3 separate regions of the Mus musculus genome follow, and regions 2 and 3 are each linked to region 1. Evidence: chromatin loops called from intact Hi-C (ENCODE). Cell type or tissue: heart. All regions are shown on one strand. Links, peaks and the distances in the headings refer to the core of each region. The heading gives the core; the rest is flanking DNA.

The links. A loop is a pair of places that touch in the nucleus more often than their neighbours do. Peaks named below come from ENCODE experiments on the same cell type or tissue, not always from the same donor. Only the 100,000 strongest peaks of a DNase experiment are listed, where the experiment ranks them.
Region 2: a loop joins it to region 1, with 5 times the contacts of the local background. A loop is called at or near these places in 7 of 42 quality-filtered maps.
Region 3: it touches region 1 in a loop (7-fold over the local background); 10 of 42 quality-filtered maps call a loop at or near these places.

What each region holds. Positions count from the first base shown.
Region 1 is chr2:158,145,034-158,150,549 of GRCm38, forward strand. It overlaps Tgm2 (transglutaminase 2, C polypeptide), which reads right to left and starts at 1,359. Exons shown (of 13, transcript NM_009373.3): 1 at 1,258-1,359. The coding sequence starts at 1,267. In heart, for the core only: a CTCF peak has its summit at 1,443 (motif pointing left); DNase peaks (open chromatin) are centred at 598, 1,308 and 2,138; H3K4me3 peaks cover 1,691 bases; H3K27ac peaks cover 2,066 bases.
Region 2 is chr2:158,045,736-158,051,251 of GRCm38, forward strand. It overlaps Rprd1b (regulation of nuclear pre-mRNA domain containing 1B), which reads left to right. Exons shown (of 7, transcript NM_001291134.1): 4 at 2,181-2,293; 5 at 4,352-4,478. Among named protein-coding and RNA genes, the nearest start is that of Rprd1b, 20 kb to the left of the region's middle. In heart, for the core only: a CTCF peak has its summit at 2,348 (motif pointing right); a DNase peak (open chromatin) is centred at 2,336.
Region 3 is chr2:158,061,977-158,067,492 of GRCm38, forward strand. The region is part of intron 6 of Rprd1b (regulation of nuclear pre-mRNA domain containing 1B); the gene reads left to right. Among named protein-coding and RNA genes, the nearest start is that of 2010009K17Rik, 27 kb to the right of the region's middle. In heart, for the core only: a CTCF peak has its summit at 2,978; DNase peaks (open chromatin) are centred at 2,715 and 3,335; H3K27ac peaks cover 2,187 bases.

The DNA of each region.
Region 1 (5,516 bases), core at 1-2,500:
CTACAAAAACCACCTCAAGTGAAAGGTCTGTGGCCCTTGCTACAAATCAAAAAGCAGGTGCCTGGTAATGACCGACCACACCACAGCAAAGAAGTTAACGCCACTGCCACTGAGGCTGGGCAGACCCACAAAATCCTCAACGTTGGAAGGCTCAAGCAGGAAAAAGGCCATTTTTCTAGAAGCCCTGGTGGCAACCATCCCCTGGCCTGGGGAGACAGGGTGGAGTACCCCACCCACACAGGCTGAAGGGTGCAGTAGCCAGGGTTCAGAGTCATAGAGGCCAGGGGGAACCTTGGTGGAGGAAGCCCCAGCAGAGTAATCCGGGGCTGTCTCTGAGGTCCCCCAGATTTTGGGGATAGGGATGGAAAACTGCCTTGCAGATAAGCAGCCCCTTTGGTGACACTTCACAGCCTGTTGAGGTTTCAGAAAAAGGAGTGACCGAGGCCTCTGGAATTTCCCTGTTTGCTTCAGGTCCCTCTGAACATCCCCTCTCTTGCCTCATGTCCCTTCTCTGAGGTCACAGTGCAGGCAGATGCCATCCCTGAATGGACTTGACCTTATAGTCAGCTGGGATTCTGGTCTGACCGTGTTAGGAACATCCTCCATTGTACAAGTCCTGACTCATGTGATCCCGAGTGTTTCCCATGCACACATGTGAGCACATGTGAAGGAGGCAGGCAGGGAATGAACAGGACCCTGGACCCTCTCCACTCTTCTCAGCCCTGTGGCTGTACCAAGGCTGGTCCAACTGCCCCTAACTTACAGCAGAGAACCCTGAGCTTCAACAAGTGGACAAGGAGAATCTGGGCTTGGAGAACACGAGGGCTCAAGAGGACCTGAAAGAACAGGCAGGCCTGGCTTCAGTGGCGCTCCACCAGATGCTGGAATTGAGACCACAGAATCAGCCAGGAAAGTTGTACCCCTTTCCAGGCACAGAGAAAAGCCAAGTGCCCCCTGCGCTGGCCAGCATCCCTGAGTGGCTCCCCTGCACCTGGCACACAGCAGGGACCCAGTTCTTAACTACTTATTGGGAGACCCATGACAGTAACTCACCCTTCCCAGTACACCTTCTGGGTAGCATTTTCACCTCATCCAAGGGGCAGAATTAACGGCTATGCCCTGGGGTGGGGAAAACTGAGGCCAACAATTCAGGGCCAGCAAGGTGCCTCCCATTGGCCCACCTGTCGCTCTCCTCTGGAGCTTTGGAGACAGCCCAGCCTGCTCCCGACTCTACCTCCCCGCGGCCCAGGCACTCACCCTCTGCCATGGCCAGGCTAGCGGCGACAGCTCAGACGCAGCGGGACACTCAAGCGAGGATCACCAGCGCGGTGCTGCGGACCAGCCGCGCGGCGCGAACTTATAGCCCAGGGCGGCCGGGCGGCCGGGCGGGCCCCGGGCGGGGCGGGGCGGACACCCCCGGCTGTCTGTCCGGGAACTAAGGCTGCCGGGAGCGCCCCCTGCTGGACACAGGACGACCTCGGAACAGACACCTGGAGCGTGTGACCAATACCCTAGACACAGAGATATGCTCCACAAGCCAAACCAGTGGCCAAGAACACGCACCTCTCCACACATATACATGAATATACCACACACACACACACACACACACACACACACACACACACACACACAGATACGTATGCACATACATACCACATCCATACATACACATAAACCATCTACACATGTATACTATACACACACATACTGCATGCAAACACATGAACATGCCATACACACATGCACATGGAGCAGGCACACACACACACAACCAAGCCGACAGATAACCATAGAGATCCACACATAGTCCCATAGAATCAACTAACAATTTTGGACACACAATGCTTAAAGGAACATCCCACATTAAGTCACATTGCAAACCTAGAGAGCCAGGACATAGGCATAGCCAGACACGGGGCTGGGTTTCCACGAAGCCACATATAACCCTCAAATGCGTAGGTATCTGGATGTGGGTGCTTATAGACTCTTGGCAGACAGGGGTGCAGGTACTGGCACGCGGACTCCCACAGACACCCATACCCTTCCTGTCCCACCCAGCCACTCATTCCGATAATTCCCCCACCCACCCATTGCTCGCCCATCCTCTTGCCTATCCCTGTTCCCATCCCTCTCCCTGTGCTAGCCCACTGTGAACTACAGCCAGAAGAGCCCAGGGACCACCGTACCGCTGACCCTTCCCATGGACCAACTCCATCCTGGCTTCTCTGATGACAGCTTGCTAAGCTCCCTTACCACCATGGAGCCTGAGTGGGCGACTTCTTGAAAAGGCATAGGCCTGTGAATCCCTCTAGCCCTTCTTCTGGAACACATTGCATGACTGGCCGCTTTGACCTGAGAGGATACCCCCAGACTCTATTTGAGTGTGACTCAGGGTGCCAAGACAAGCCCATACAGTCCTTGGGGACCCCGGGGTCACCCCACTTTATGGTAGTTGTTATAGAAATTGCTCCCTGTGACTGGTGAAGGACCAGAGGGAGGAGTTGGCGAGTGACCACCAGACAAGAGGCAATTCTTGATTACGCATGCTGCCCCTGACAGTTAGGGGCTCAGGGAGGTATCTCGCCTTTGGGGGCCTCCATTCCATCCTGTGAGGAATAAGGACAAGAATTCATTCCTCATGAGTTTGAATGGGGCATAGTCAAAGTGGTCAACACTAGGGACTCTTGAGCCCAGGCTGGCCTAAGAGTGTCAGCCCTGTCAGAGAAGGTAAGAGCTGTGTCCGCTGACCTTTCCCATCCTAGAAGGACGCATTCTTCCTACCCTTGTCTCCACCCAAGTGCCTCAGAGAACAGGTATGTTATGAAGTCATCCAGACCCCTGCTGTGACTACCATAGAACCCACAGCCAGCCCTCCTAGGGCTGATGTGGAGGCCTGGTCACTCTTGCTACCATCATGTCCCTTTGTTCCTATTTGTATGGTGGCAGCCCTTCCTCCTTAAAGTCCTGTCTAGGTTCCCCAACAGTGGTGTGGCTTGGGCCTCCCTTAACCATTGTATCTCCCACCCATCGTACAATGGAGGCATGCATGGGGGTCACTGTGAGAGGTCCCAGTGGGGTCAGGATTAGCAAGCTGTGATTCACTGAACAGATGGTGGGGGTGTCCCACCAGTTATTTGGGGTGCCTGTGAGAGACTCAGCATGAAACTGCAGGCTTGCTCCTCACCCCGTGGCCAACACTGCATCCTTTCTCTGTCTTTTCTACAGAACTGTAGCCAACTGAGTGGTGGCTCAGGGCCTTAAGCCACCATACTGGACTGGGTCCATTGACTTAAGTAAGGTGGCAGGCAGGGGCTAGGGCAGAACTGGATTCAGAGACTTGGTTCTCAGTCCTGTGACTTGGGTCCTTTGCCTGACTCTGACTTCAGTGTTCAGTTGAGAAGGTCTATGAGACCTTGCTGTGTCATACCTCACAGGGGCAGATAAGACTCAGAAGTGGGGGCTGGAGAAATGGCTTATTGGTTTGGGGGGCACTTGGCTGCTCTTGCAGAAGACCTGGGCTCAATTCCTGGTCCCTACATGGAAACTTACAACTCTCTGTAACTTTAAGATCTAACACCCAGGGCCCACATGGAAGGTCATAACTGTCTGTAACTCCAAGATCTCTCTCTCTCTCTCTCTCACACACACACACACACACACACACACACACACACACACACGCACACACACATGCACACACACACATGCACACACACACACGCACACACATGCACACACACACATGCACACACACACACGCACACACACACACGCACACACATGCACACACATGCACACACACACACATGCACACACACACATCCACACATGCAGCCAAAACACCAATGTACATAAAACTAAATTATTTTTTAAATTAAAAAAAAAATCTCAGAAGTGCCTTGGTGGTGGGGTGTGGAGAAGGTGGTGGAGGGTTGCAGGTCCCTGGAGAGCACTGTGTGGAACCCTTTGCCATGCTTTGCTGGGAACGGACTGTGCAGTTGTCTGAGCAGGAAGTGCATGGAGCTCACTATTGTTTATGGGAGCATCCTCAAGCTGTTAGACCTTTCTGAGCTCTGGCTCTCCTCTGCGAAATGGGCGCATCTCCAGCTGAGGGGATTAGGTATTGTTTACCCAGTGTTGGTCCCATAGTAAAGAATCAGTAAACATGACCAGGAACTTCGTGATGAAGATGTCTGGTACTCTCTCACAAAGTGGGGGTCCCAGGGGACAAGAAGCAGGTCACAATACTGACACTGTTTGCTGGGATGCTCTGAAGGGCTCCCTGTCCCCCCAAGGACTCTGTGCCTGAGCCAGAGCGCTGAATCCTATAGGCCTCAGTACTGGGTCTCATCTGAAAGGAGGCTGGTGTCACAGGAGTGTCAACGGTGAGCTTTCAGATACTCGAATTCTCCATGTATGGCCATGAACTCTGTGGAAGCCTCACGACATGAGTTTTGCTCATTTGTTGAATGATGTAAGAGAGGCAAGAGGTGAGGTGACGGCCTAACTTCACATAGTCAAGTGCATCAGATACAAGGTTTGTCTCTACCAGCCTTAGGGAAGCCCTCAGGGGCCTGTGTCAGTCTCCTCCCAGTAAGGGAAGTCCTCCGGGCTGTGGCTGATGCATCTGACCTGTGGTCTGTCACAGACTGTGGGTGTCCAAAACATCTTTGACATTACAGAAAAAAATAAAAAATAAAAATAAAATAAAAGAAGGATGAGCTAGAAAAGGCTGGAGGGAAAAATAACAAGGAAGGATAGGAAGAAGGGGAAGATTAGACTCAGAGATTGAGCAAATCTGAGGTCACACAGCATGACTGGGCTCCCAGACGTTGTCCATTCCCGTAGGGCAAAGGTCCCTGGGCCAGAGGTGACTCTGAGTTTCATGAAAGGGAGGGGAGCCAAGGGTGGGACAGAGACGGGGTACTAGGAGGCCTTTCCTTTTCTACCAATGGTGACTAACAGGGATGAGCAGGATCTGGTGTGAGGGACCCAAGGCAGTTGGGCCACTCCCCTGGGCTGAAATGGTGGGTGGAGTGGGGCCATTAGCACAGGGGACGGGTGGAAATGTCAAGGGGTAGTCCAGAAACTTCAGAGAGGATGGCATATCCAGGCTGCTGGGGAGGTGAAGGGTGTGGAATGCCATGCTCTGACTGGAAGGCCAACAGCCTCTGTCCAGAGGTCAGTGTCGAACGTCCTCTGCTTGTCCGTGCCGACCAGCGCTGGGGTTGCATCCAGGTGTGTACTGTGGTACCCAGCTTTTATGTGGATTCTGGTATTAACATTCAGGTCCTCACGCTTGCACGTCAGATATGGAACCAACTGAGATATATTTCTAGCCTTCCTGTCTTAGCTTTTCTTCTGTCCCTGTGATAAAATCCTCTGACAAGAGCAACTTGAAAGGGAAGGGTTTACTTCAGCTCACAGTTCAAGGTCATAGTCCATCATTTTGGAGGAAGTATGGGGTCAGTGATTTGAAGCAGCTGACCACGTTGCATCTACAATGAGAAAGA
Region 2 (5,516 bases), core at 1,187-3,686, 98 kb before region 1:
GTAAAACTAATAGTTGCTTTGCTATGCACAGTGGTACATTCCTGAAGTTCTAGGACTCAGGAGACAGAGGCAGGAGGATTGCTAGTTTGAGACCAGCCTGAGCCAGCTTGAGCTGCAGAGCAAAGGCTCTCTCTCAGTAAACCAGTATCTAGGATGCTGAGTAATAGGGTCAGCCTGGAAGGGCAAGGCCCTAAATTCCATTGTCAGCACTAGAGAAAAACCGAAAATAAACATTGAAATAAAGTAACTTTCACTGTAACAAAATATATGGAGAGTAGTTTGAACTGTCTTGCCTTCGGTGTTTTAAAATACTAAGAGTTAATTTTTATTTTTAATATTTAATAATTTGAAGGCTGGGGCTTTCACAAAGGGCTCCACATGTGTCAGCCAAGGGTTCTGCCAGTGAGCTAACACAGTGAGCTAACATCCCCTTTTGACTATTTACTTTTTACTTAATTGTCTCGAACTTCTGTCCAGCTAAGATTTCAAGTTTTTGTCACTAGATATACTCTGAAAGTTGCTGTGGTGTCAAGTGTTTTTGTGGGGTCACTTCTTCCACCATCATCCTCTCTTCCCTTTTGCTGCTGAGTCGGCATCACCAGGCCCCTCTTCCTTCTGCCTCTCAAGCACTTGCTCCCCAGCTCCTCTCAGTGGTGACCTTCAGATTCAGTTCCTCCATGGCTTCCATCGCAGCTTCTTTGTTGTGCTTTTATCGTTATGGCCAGTTCTCTACTTATTATTGTTATGAAATGTCAGATGGTTTCTGTCACTGAGAAATGGGATGGCACAGCTGAGGAACTGATGTGCCTGTCACTGACAGACATGGCAGACAAGTAGGGATTGGTTCTTGATTTGTGTTTTGGGAACTGAAATATTAGAAAACTCACGTAATCCCAGGACTCAGAGTTATAGCCTAGGCGGTGAGAGCTGCAGTGTGCTGCTGAGGACTGTGGCTTCACTGACCTGAGAGAGTCCTCTGCACTAGCATTGTGTGAAACAAGGATAGCCTCCATTGTAAATGTGGCTGCCTACTTTCTCCTTCTCTCCAACAAGCAAAACCATAAGGAAAAAAAAAGCAATTCATGCTATTGCCTGGCCTTCCTGTCACAACTTAGCTAATTAATGTGTAAGATGGAAAGTGGGAGCTGCATCCTTAGTTCCAGAAGAGACTTAAGTGCACATGTGCACACCCTCCCTGGGGAGTTACTCTGTACGTGTAGCAAGTTCCAAGGCAGGTGCCTGGTATCCCCTTTTTGACAGATAACTGTACTTGCATACAGTGGAAGAAGTACTGGTGAGGCTGTCATGCCAGAGAGTTGTTTAACCTCCCTGGGTCTTTTTCCTCTTGTAATGTAATGCTCTGTCAAAATTGTTGGAAAGATGAAGGTAAAGAAACCATTGCAATGCCCTGCACATACTTGGTGTCCAATATTTCTGTTAAATGCAGATTTATCATTTAGATTTATTTCCCTCAATTGTTTTTCTTGTTTTGTGTTGCCCAATGTGATGCAATAGAAATGATTTTAGAATTAACACATCTATCATAATCATATAAAAGCACAGGGGACAGATAATAAAGAATGCAACTTGCCAGGCTCAAAAGTAGTTAATTCTAGAATGGAATTGTAAATAATTTCTTCCAGTGGTACAATCACATTTCTCAGTAATAGTTTTAAATTTTATAGTAAAATTTAGTTTATTCTGGTTTTAAAGAAAGAGTTTAAAGGTTACTTGTACTTGAAGTCTTTGACAGTATAGTTGATGAATCTCTCCCTTCTATTTATTTTCTATAATGATCCTTGGAAACCATAAAACTGTTTCCTGTGCAGTGTATTCTCTGTCGCCTCGTACATGTTGCTTTACTTCATTGTATTGCCTCATGCGTCTTACCATCCTAATGTTTACTTCTTTTGAAGGGAAGAAGGTTCTAATTATGATAATTGGGGCATACCACTTCCAGTAGCATTTCCTTGGACTCAAAGTTTGGGAACTTTTTGTCTCTTCAGTAACATAAGGAGCTATACCAATTTAAAATAACTGGCAAGACAGTTAGCATGAAGCCATTTCTGAAAATGAACACTCCCTTTCCCCTCGGTGTTTGCCTGTGGTCATTGTGCAGAGCACTGGATGCTTATGTAAGTAGGACATGCAGCTCACACTTGTCTCTTTATTTTCCCTAGCAGCAGAAGAGAAGAAGTCTCTAAAACGAACTTTTCAGCAGATACAAGAGGAGGAAGATGATGACTACCCTGGAAGCTACTCTCCCCAAGACCCTTCTGCAGGCCCTCTCTTGGTATGTGATGCCAGGCACAAAGTGACTCCAGGTGGCCTTTAGCTGAAGATCATGACCACAAGGTGGTGCTGTTACCAGTGGTGTGGCTTATCAAAGGGCAGCAGATGCAGTAGCGCACTCAGAGATTCCCAGACACCTGACTTCACCCTGCCTTTTACACCTCCACTTTACAATGGGTTAATGTTTATAAAATGTTCGGACTTGACTTTGTCTTTTAAAAGTTAAAAATACTCTAAAAGTAGATTTAAGGATATAATAAAGATGTTCTGAGGCATTTTGCTATGCATGTTGCTAAGAACAGTCTTTTTTTTAAAGATTTATTTACTTATTTTATGTATATGAGTATACCATTGCTTTCTTTAGACACACCAGAAGAGGGCATTATTTCCCACTACAGATGGCCATGAGCCACCATGTGGTTGCTGGGAATTGAACTCAGGACCTCTGGAAGAGCAGTCTATGCAGTTAACCGCTGAGCCATCTCTCCAGCCCACTAATAGCATTCTTGTTTATAAGCAGATAACTTACTATTATCTGAGGACAGTCTTGTAGCCACTGATAGTAAATTTACTGCACTCTCTTTATTATTACTTTATTGCAATAGGGAGTTTGCCTTTAAGGATACAGTTGCCTCATATAGTCCCTTATGAGACAAGCTTGATTTGGTTCATCTGTTTATTGTAAAAAAAAAAAAAAAAAGAGCCACAAAACAAACAAACAGATTAAGTAGCATTTATGTAACTTGCCAAGTATCTTAATTTGAATTAAGATCTGTCATAATTCAGAGTCATTGTGCTTTTTTTTATTTGTTTTATTTGTAATGTTTTGAGATAGAGTCTCACTGTGTAATGCCAGCTGACTTTAAACTTGAGATTTTCCTGCTGTGGCCAGATTACAGCTGTACACTTGTACTGGGGAGTCTGAGGCTGGAGGATTATGAGTTTAAGATCAGCCTGGCTATACAGTGAGACTTCCTGCCTCAGCTTCCCATAGCTGGGATGACAGGTGTATGCCGTCACACTTGTCTGTCTGAGACTGCCTTGTGTTAATCTTAACTGTATTCTACATGGTCATTTGTGGTCAGGACATAGGATAGGTAAATAGGTCATATGAGTGGTCATATGTGGTCATATGAGTGGTCATTTGTGGTCAGGACATAGGATAGGTAAATAGGTCATATGAGTATATGCGTGTGCACTGTACACTCAACGATGGATGAGACAGGATTAAGTAATAGAAATGTTAGGTCAGATCTTTGCATCTAAAACCTTTAAAGAGGAAGACCGTGGCCGATCAACTTTCAGGGCAATCTGACTATTGCCGACAGAGCCAGCTGTCCTTAGGTCATTGTGCTCTGCCACCTGTCAGCACCCTATGCTTTCTCGTGGTTTTTTTTGTTTGTTTGTTTTGGTTTTTTGTTTTTTTTTTTTTTTGAGACAGGGTTTCTCTTTGTAGCCCTGGCTGTCCTGGAACTCACTCTGTAGAACAGGCTGGCCTCAAACTCAGAAATCCGCCTGCCTCTGCCTCCCAAGTGCTGGTTTGTAAAACCCTTTTGATAGACACAGGATATGCTTTTCTTGTCTTTAACTCTTAATGAGTTAATTTATTTGACATTTTAATATTGGCAGGGATTTTTATTTTGTAAAACAAACTCTAGAAAGAATTTAATCAGCCAGCACAGCTGTTCAGCATCTGGCATTTGTGCCTTTTTTTCTATATTATAGACTTTTATACTGTAAATAGTGTTTCATTTGAAATTAAGCAGTATGGACTAGAATCTGTATTCTTAAGTTGCCAAAAATGTGCTCTTTAATTTTTTTTTTTAAACAGAATTCTGTAGAGGTTTATTTATGTGTTTGTAGACTTAAAATAATTTTATGTCATTTAGAATCCATATCATTTCCATTCACAAAGTTCTGGAGCTAACACAGTTGCTTATGTAGCTTTTGGCTTGTTTCTAATGCTCAGAATGGTGATTTTTGTCATTTGCCTCTAGCTGTCTTTCTTTAACCCCTTTATGTCTTAGTGGATAATAGTATTTGCCTTTGCCTTTTGTAGACTGAGGAGTTAATCAAAGCTTTGCAGGATCTGGAAAATGCTGCGTCAGGGGATGCTACTGTCCGACAGAAGATCGCTTCCCTGCCTCAGGAAGTGCAAGACGTGTCGCTGCTAGAGAAAATTACAGGTGAGAAGGTAGCTTAGCTGAAAGATAAGAAAGAAGGCGCTATCTAGAGTCATGCTTATGTCTGTAGGTAGAAAATTTCTGTGTGATGTTGGGTACTCTGCTGCCTTGGTGTGTGAAGCCATTTATAGGCTAAACAAGAAAGCTCTCAGAGGGGCTGGGCAGGTAGCTCCACATTGAGTAGTTCCTGCTCCATTTCCACACCTGCACCGGGCAGCTAACACAGGGCATCTGATGTATTCTTTTGGTCTCCATGGACACTCACTCACTCACACATACGGCATATTTATATACATACTCATACATTATATATATATACTCACACATATACGGCATATTTATATACATACTCATACATTATATATACACTCACACATATACGGCATATTTATATACATACTCATACATTATACATATACTCACACATATACGGCATATTTATATACATACTCGTACATTATATATACACTCACACATATATGGCATATTTATATACATACTCATACATTATATATACACTCACACATATACGGCATATTTATATGCATACTCATACATTATATATATACTCACACATATACGGCATATTTATATACATACTCATACATTATACATATACTCACACATATACGGCATATTTATATACATACTCATACATTATATATATACTCACACATATACGGCATATTTATATACATACTCATACATTATATATATACTCACACATATACGGCATATTTATATACATACTCATACATTATATATATACTCACACATATACGGCATATTTATATGCATACTCATACATTATATATATACTCACACATATACGGCATATTTATATACATACTCATACATTATACATATATACTCACACATATACGGCATATTTATATACATACTCATACATTATATATATACTCACACATATACGGCATATTTATATACATACTCATACATTATATATATACTCACACATATACGGCATATTTATATACATACTCATACATTATATATACACTCACACATATACGGCATATT
Region 3 (5,516 bases), core at 1,566-4,065, 81 kb before region 1:
AAAGGGACAGCTAATGCAAATCTGCAGTACTTTGTGCCGAAAACCTAGAAATAGAAAAGAAGACTGGAAGGGACTGGTGTTACTCACAGCTACAGTGTGGGGTCTAAAGCAAGGTGGACTGAAAAGGGTAAAAGCCAAAGGTACCAGAACAGCTTCCAGACATGACTGTCAGAACAAGGGAACTTTTGTTTCTTGCTGACAAAGGTGACTCTTGGGCCAAGCAGGTGCTTAAAGCTCACAAGTCTTAGTCTGAGCAGGTTGATCAGAGTTCCTGTCCTGTCATTTTGGATGAAATATGCATATGTTCATCAGAGCTATCAGGATGGGATGGGGGAAAGGTGGAAGAGAGAAGTTGCTTGTACAAGCTTTAAAGTAAAACAAAACAAGAAGTCAGGTGCCTGCAGTCTCACCTCCCAGCACAGCAGCTTCATACATTAAACCATGGTGTGTGTCCATCTAGACCAGAAGGGGCTGGCTATGGTATACAGACTGCCATAAGGACAGAGCTCTAAATGAATTCCTGGCTAGAGATTTGTTTGTAGGTTGAGGTGAAATTGCAAAACATAAAGTGAACCATTTGCAAGAGCGTACATTTCAGTGACATTTAGTACTTCCTAGTACAGAGCAGCTATCCTCTGTAAAGACTCAAACATTTTCATCACTGCAGAGGGGAACCCCATCCCTGTTAGGCAGTCACTCCCTGTGCCCTCACCCTCTCTGCTCCTGGGAACCACTAATATGCTTTCTGTCTGGACAGTGCTTCTCCTGGGGATTTTACATACTCGTGTCTCTTCTTTCAGTTAGGTAATAATTTGAGGTTTATCCACAAAGTTCCATGTACTAGTACTGTGTTCCTACTGAGGATAAATATTAGTGCAAATATTGATAATTATTGCAATAGTAGTAGCTAGTACCTGTTATATGGATCTGCCACAATGTGTTCATTATTATTGAATGGCATTTGAGTCACATCTACTTTTTGGTTACAGTGAACAATGAATAATGCTTCTGTAGATAGTCACATAACAAGTTTTTGTAGACATGTTTTCATTTCTCTTGGGTATGTGTTATACTAGGGTTGGGATTGCCAGATCAAATTGCAATAGTGATTCTGTATTTAACCTTTTGACACTCACATGCCAAACGGTTGCCCATGATGGCTGCTTAGTTTCTGCTTCAGGTCTTCACATTCCTGCCAATACTTACCACTTTTTTCCCCTAACCAGCCTGGGACTGTGAACTTGTACCTGTGGTGATTGATTGGTGTTTCTCAGAATAGCAGTAGTGATGAGCATCATTGCCTAATCCAGGACCTTAGGTGTCCTTGTGGCAAGCATGTCTATTCAAGTCGCTTTGTACGCTTTCAAGTTGGGTTATTTGCAGTTTGAGTCTGTGTGTTCTTTATGTATTCAGATAGTTGTGTTCTTACCAGACAACATTTGCATAAATTTTTTCCTACTGTGAAGGTTATTTTTATTTATTTATTTTTTAAATTATTTTTATTTTAATGAGTTTCAATTTTACTCTAATTTTTCCTGTTGGTCTTGTTTTGGATGTTGCATCTAAGAAACCATTGGCCAGTTGTAAGACATGAAGATTCCTCATTGTGCTTTTTAGGAGCTTTAGTGTCTGACATGAGTTTTGTATATGGTGTGAGGAAGAGAGTCAGCTCCTGATAAGAGAAGCTGTTCATTTGCCCAGCAGGATTTGTTGAAATGACTGCTTTTTCCTCCAACTGAATGTGTGACACCCTGACACCCTTGTCAAAAAATGATTGGCCATAGATGTATGCATTCTCCGGTGTGTACCACGGATGTCTGCATGCCTTCCGATGGCACCTCACTTTAGTGTCCAGCTCTGTAGGAAGTTTGAAAGTGAGAAGCACATGTCTTCAGTCTGTTTCCCCCTGTGTTGTTTTGTGTAAGAGCTCTTAAAATTCTGTATCAATTTAGGACTTGCCATCACCTTTTTAATTTCTGCAAAAGAAAAGAAATCCATTTGAGTTTTACGAGTAGTTCCATTTAATCCCTATGGTGGTGGGGTCTTGTCTCTTAGGCCGTGAATAAAAGCTAGATGGCCTTACACTAAGCCCACTTTAATCTCTGCAGCAGAATTTTAATAAGCATAGCAGAGTGTCACTTACTGGTGTGTTTGGCACTGTGTAGGCACCGTAAGTCTCCCTGGTCAAGCCAGTGGTACTCCTCATCTCTAGAAGGCATGCATATGTACCCTCTGCAAAGTTACCAGGGTACCCACATTACAAAGCAGAGTGACACAGGTGCCTGGATATCCATGTAACGGAATTATTGAGCTAAAGGGATTTTAAAGGTCTTGTGGTTTGATTTATGAATTGGTGAAGGAACTCGGACCCAGAGGAGGAAGCTAGCTACAGGGCAGGAATAGAATACAGGACACATATCTGGTAACTTTTGTAAGTTTTTGTTCTTGAAACTTCATTCCATGAGACAAACAGCAGGAAGACATCTTATTCTTCTACGAGAGTAGCCAGAGTTGAGTCATTTAGACGGTTCCAAAGCATCCTGTTGTGGAACAATGATAACCTTATGCAGGGAGGTAGCAGTGACTGCAGGCAAGCATCCCAGAATGACTTGTGAGTGTTGAATCTACCCTGCCCCTTGCTGCCCTCTATCTATTGCCTATGCGCATGCTCTGGAGGCAAGGGAGAAATGACCTGATGAACTCGGGCTGTGGCTGTTTCTCTGCACTTGTCACCTCTTCCTGGCCTGTAATGAATCCTTAAGAATTTGACTTCAGACAACACAGCTGGGAGGGCAGAATGATGTAGAATCCAGCATTGCTGTGTGACTCTTTGTATTTCTGTTCACTGCAGGTTTTAACAACTCGGGAAATTCTTTGGCTCCAGTCAAGGAATTTCTAAACCACACTGATGGCCTGTTGGTTTTGGCAGCATCTCTTCCTCAGGGTGCAGATGCTTAGAAACCATTGTTTCAACAGTGGGACAAACAGTAGGTGGAGATAGAGAGTTCTTTTGCCCAGCTTTGGAATATATTCTTCCTCTTTCACACATGATCAAAACCAGTATCTTATCTCACTGTCCCTTATAGTAAATGCAAGCAATCATAAAAGAATTAGTCTTGTCTTTTATAAAGGAATTAATCTCTAGGTTTATATAAGGAGCTCAAGGTCATAGTGTCAGTGAGAGATCTCCTGACCTTAGTGAATGTGACTAGACCTGCCTCACACGGAGCTTGTCAGGACAGTCAAGTGGCCCTGAATACCTGCACTTGCAGGGCACAGCTCTGACCTCACTAGACGAGTGTTGTCAGCTCTAAGGGCAGTTAGAACGGATACTGAAGCAGGCGATTTTGCTCGCTCCTGCCAGGTGATCACAGGGTCTGGTACTTGGATCCTTTCCATAGCAGGCTTGTTCCCTGCCTTGTCACCTGCTTTGTTAGGGAAGTCTCCTCCATCCCCACTCCTTCATGTTTTCCTCCAATCTGTGAGGACACCTTGTTGAGTTGGTATTTGAAGTTCCATGAGTGGCATGGGGCTGGACATTGGGGTATTGGACTCCTCTTGGTCCTTTCTCTTCGCCAACCCTAATAGTTCTGGCCAGATCTACATCTAGCAAGATATGAGTGGTATGTGTGAGTGCAAGCGCATATAGGGCTCAGGGTTGAAACCCAGGACCTCACTCATGCTTGGCAAGTGCTGTGTCATTGAGCTACACCCAACCCAGTACTGGCAGCCTTGAACCCCCCTCTGAGCAGCCCTGCAGAGATGGAGTAGGTGGCACATACAGTGTGCAGGTTTCAAGCCGGCTCTACCTCTCCCCCAATTCTTGCTATTTAGCCATTCTTACTCCGAATATTCTGTTCTTTCTTTTTTTTTTTTCTCCTCTTTATAAAAATAATAAACCAGAGAAAACCTGGATGATATATATAAAGAAAAAAATCATCATCTCATTACTTTATAACTACAAAGAATTAGTTTTAATTTAATTTCTTTCTGTTAAATTTAAAATGGAGAGCCAAGCATGGTGGAACAGACCTGTAATTCCAACAGTGAGAAGTTGAGGCAAAAGGATCCTAAGTTGCAGGCCATTGCAAACCTGGGCTATATGTGGTGAGGCACATTTCTCCCCACAAAGAGAAATTTGTAAAATAAGATGTGATGTGTAGAGTTTCTAAGTCTTGGGTTTGTTTGTTTGTTTGTTTACTTTGCATAACTACTTTCCTTGCTAAAAGAAGCTGTGAGCAGTTCGGATTCCTCCGCTCCCTTGTGAGCGTTTCTCTCTTCACTCTTCCTCTCCATTTTATTCTGTACCTCTTTTGGTAACTGGTGTTTGGATGATTTTCCTGTAGATTTCTAGAGCTGTTTCTGTGTGTCCTTCTGCATACTGGAGGGTGTCTGTTTCAGGGTCTTCCCCCTACTCCACCTCTGTCTTAGGAGCTGTCATTCTCTTCTGAAACTTACAGATGCAGCTCCCCACCCCCAAGTTAAGGAGAGTGTTTGTTTTGTTTTGTTTGTAAGGAGTGAATAGTGAAGAGTTAATTAGGCAGAGTGGGCTGGCTTCTGGCTTTTAAGTGATCTTGTTTGCATTAGTGACAGCTGTGGGGAATGGCAGATACTTAGAACACTGACTTGAGTGAGCATAATTTTAAGAGTAGGGTTCAGATGACAGACATTTGAGCTGTGGTAGCTAACTGTTTGCCCCAGTGTGTGCTATTTTAGTCTGTGTGAATGCCCTGCTGTTAAGCTGGGCCTCTACTCTCACTTCAGAGCTGGTGCTTTGGGAAAGGGGAAGCTGCAGGATGGTTGAATGCTTTGCAGCCTAGAAGTTACATCTCTGTTTCTTTTTGTAATGCAGGTATACACAGCTGTAATCTCTGAATTCAGAAGGCTGAGGAAGGAGGATTGTGATATGAGCTCAAGGGTAGCTTTAAGTCTTAAGATGAGACTACCTTAAAAAAAAAAAAAGTAAGGAGTGGGGCAGATGGCTCAGTGGTCCCAAGAAGTGTGCACTGCTCTCGCAGAGCACCCATTTCATGACCTAGTACCTACGTGGGGTTCACAACCACCTCCTGTTCTTTGAGAGGACCCGAATTCAGTTCCCAGCATCCATTGTCTGGCAGCTCATAACAGCCTGTGATGTGAGCTCCAGCAGACTCCCAGTCTGGCTTTGACTTCCCAGGAATACCTGCACGCATGTGCACTCCTCCCTGTCCCACCATATATATAATTTAAAAGTAATAATTAAAAATTTAAATTAAGTAAAACCTGCCTAAAACTCCTGCTCTAGAGGATCTGACCCCCTCTTCTGCCTTCCTTGGGCAACTACACTCATATACCCACACCACCCAGACATATAATTTTAAAACTAAATGAAATAGTTCAACAGAAGGAAGAGCTTAAAACAAGGCCAGAGCTAGTCTTTTTGTGTAGGACAACCTCCTGGTTACTACAGGGAGTAAACATGGACCTTAAGATGGCTCCGTATACCACCAGGCCACCGTGGCTCCGCCTACCTCCTT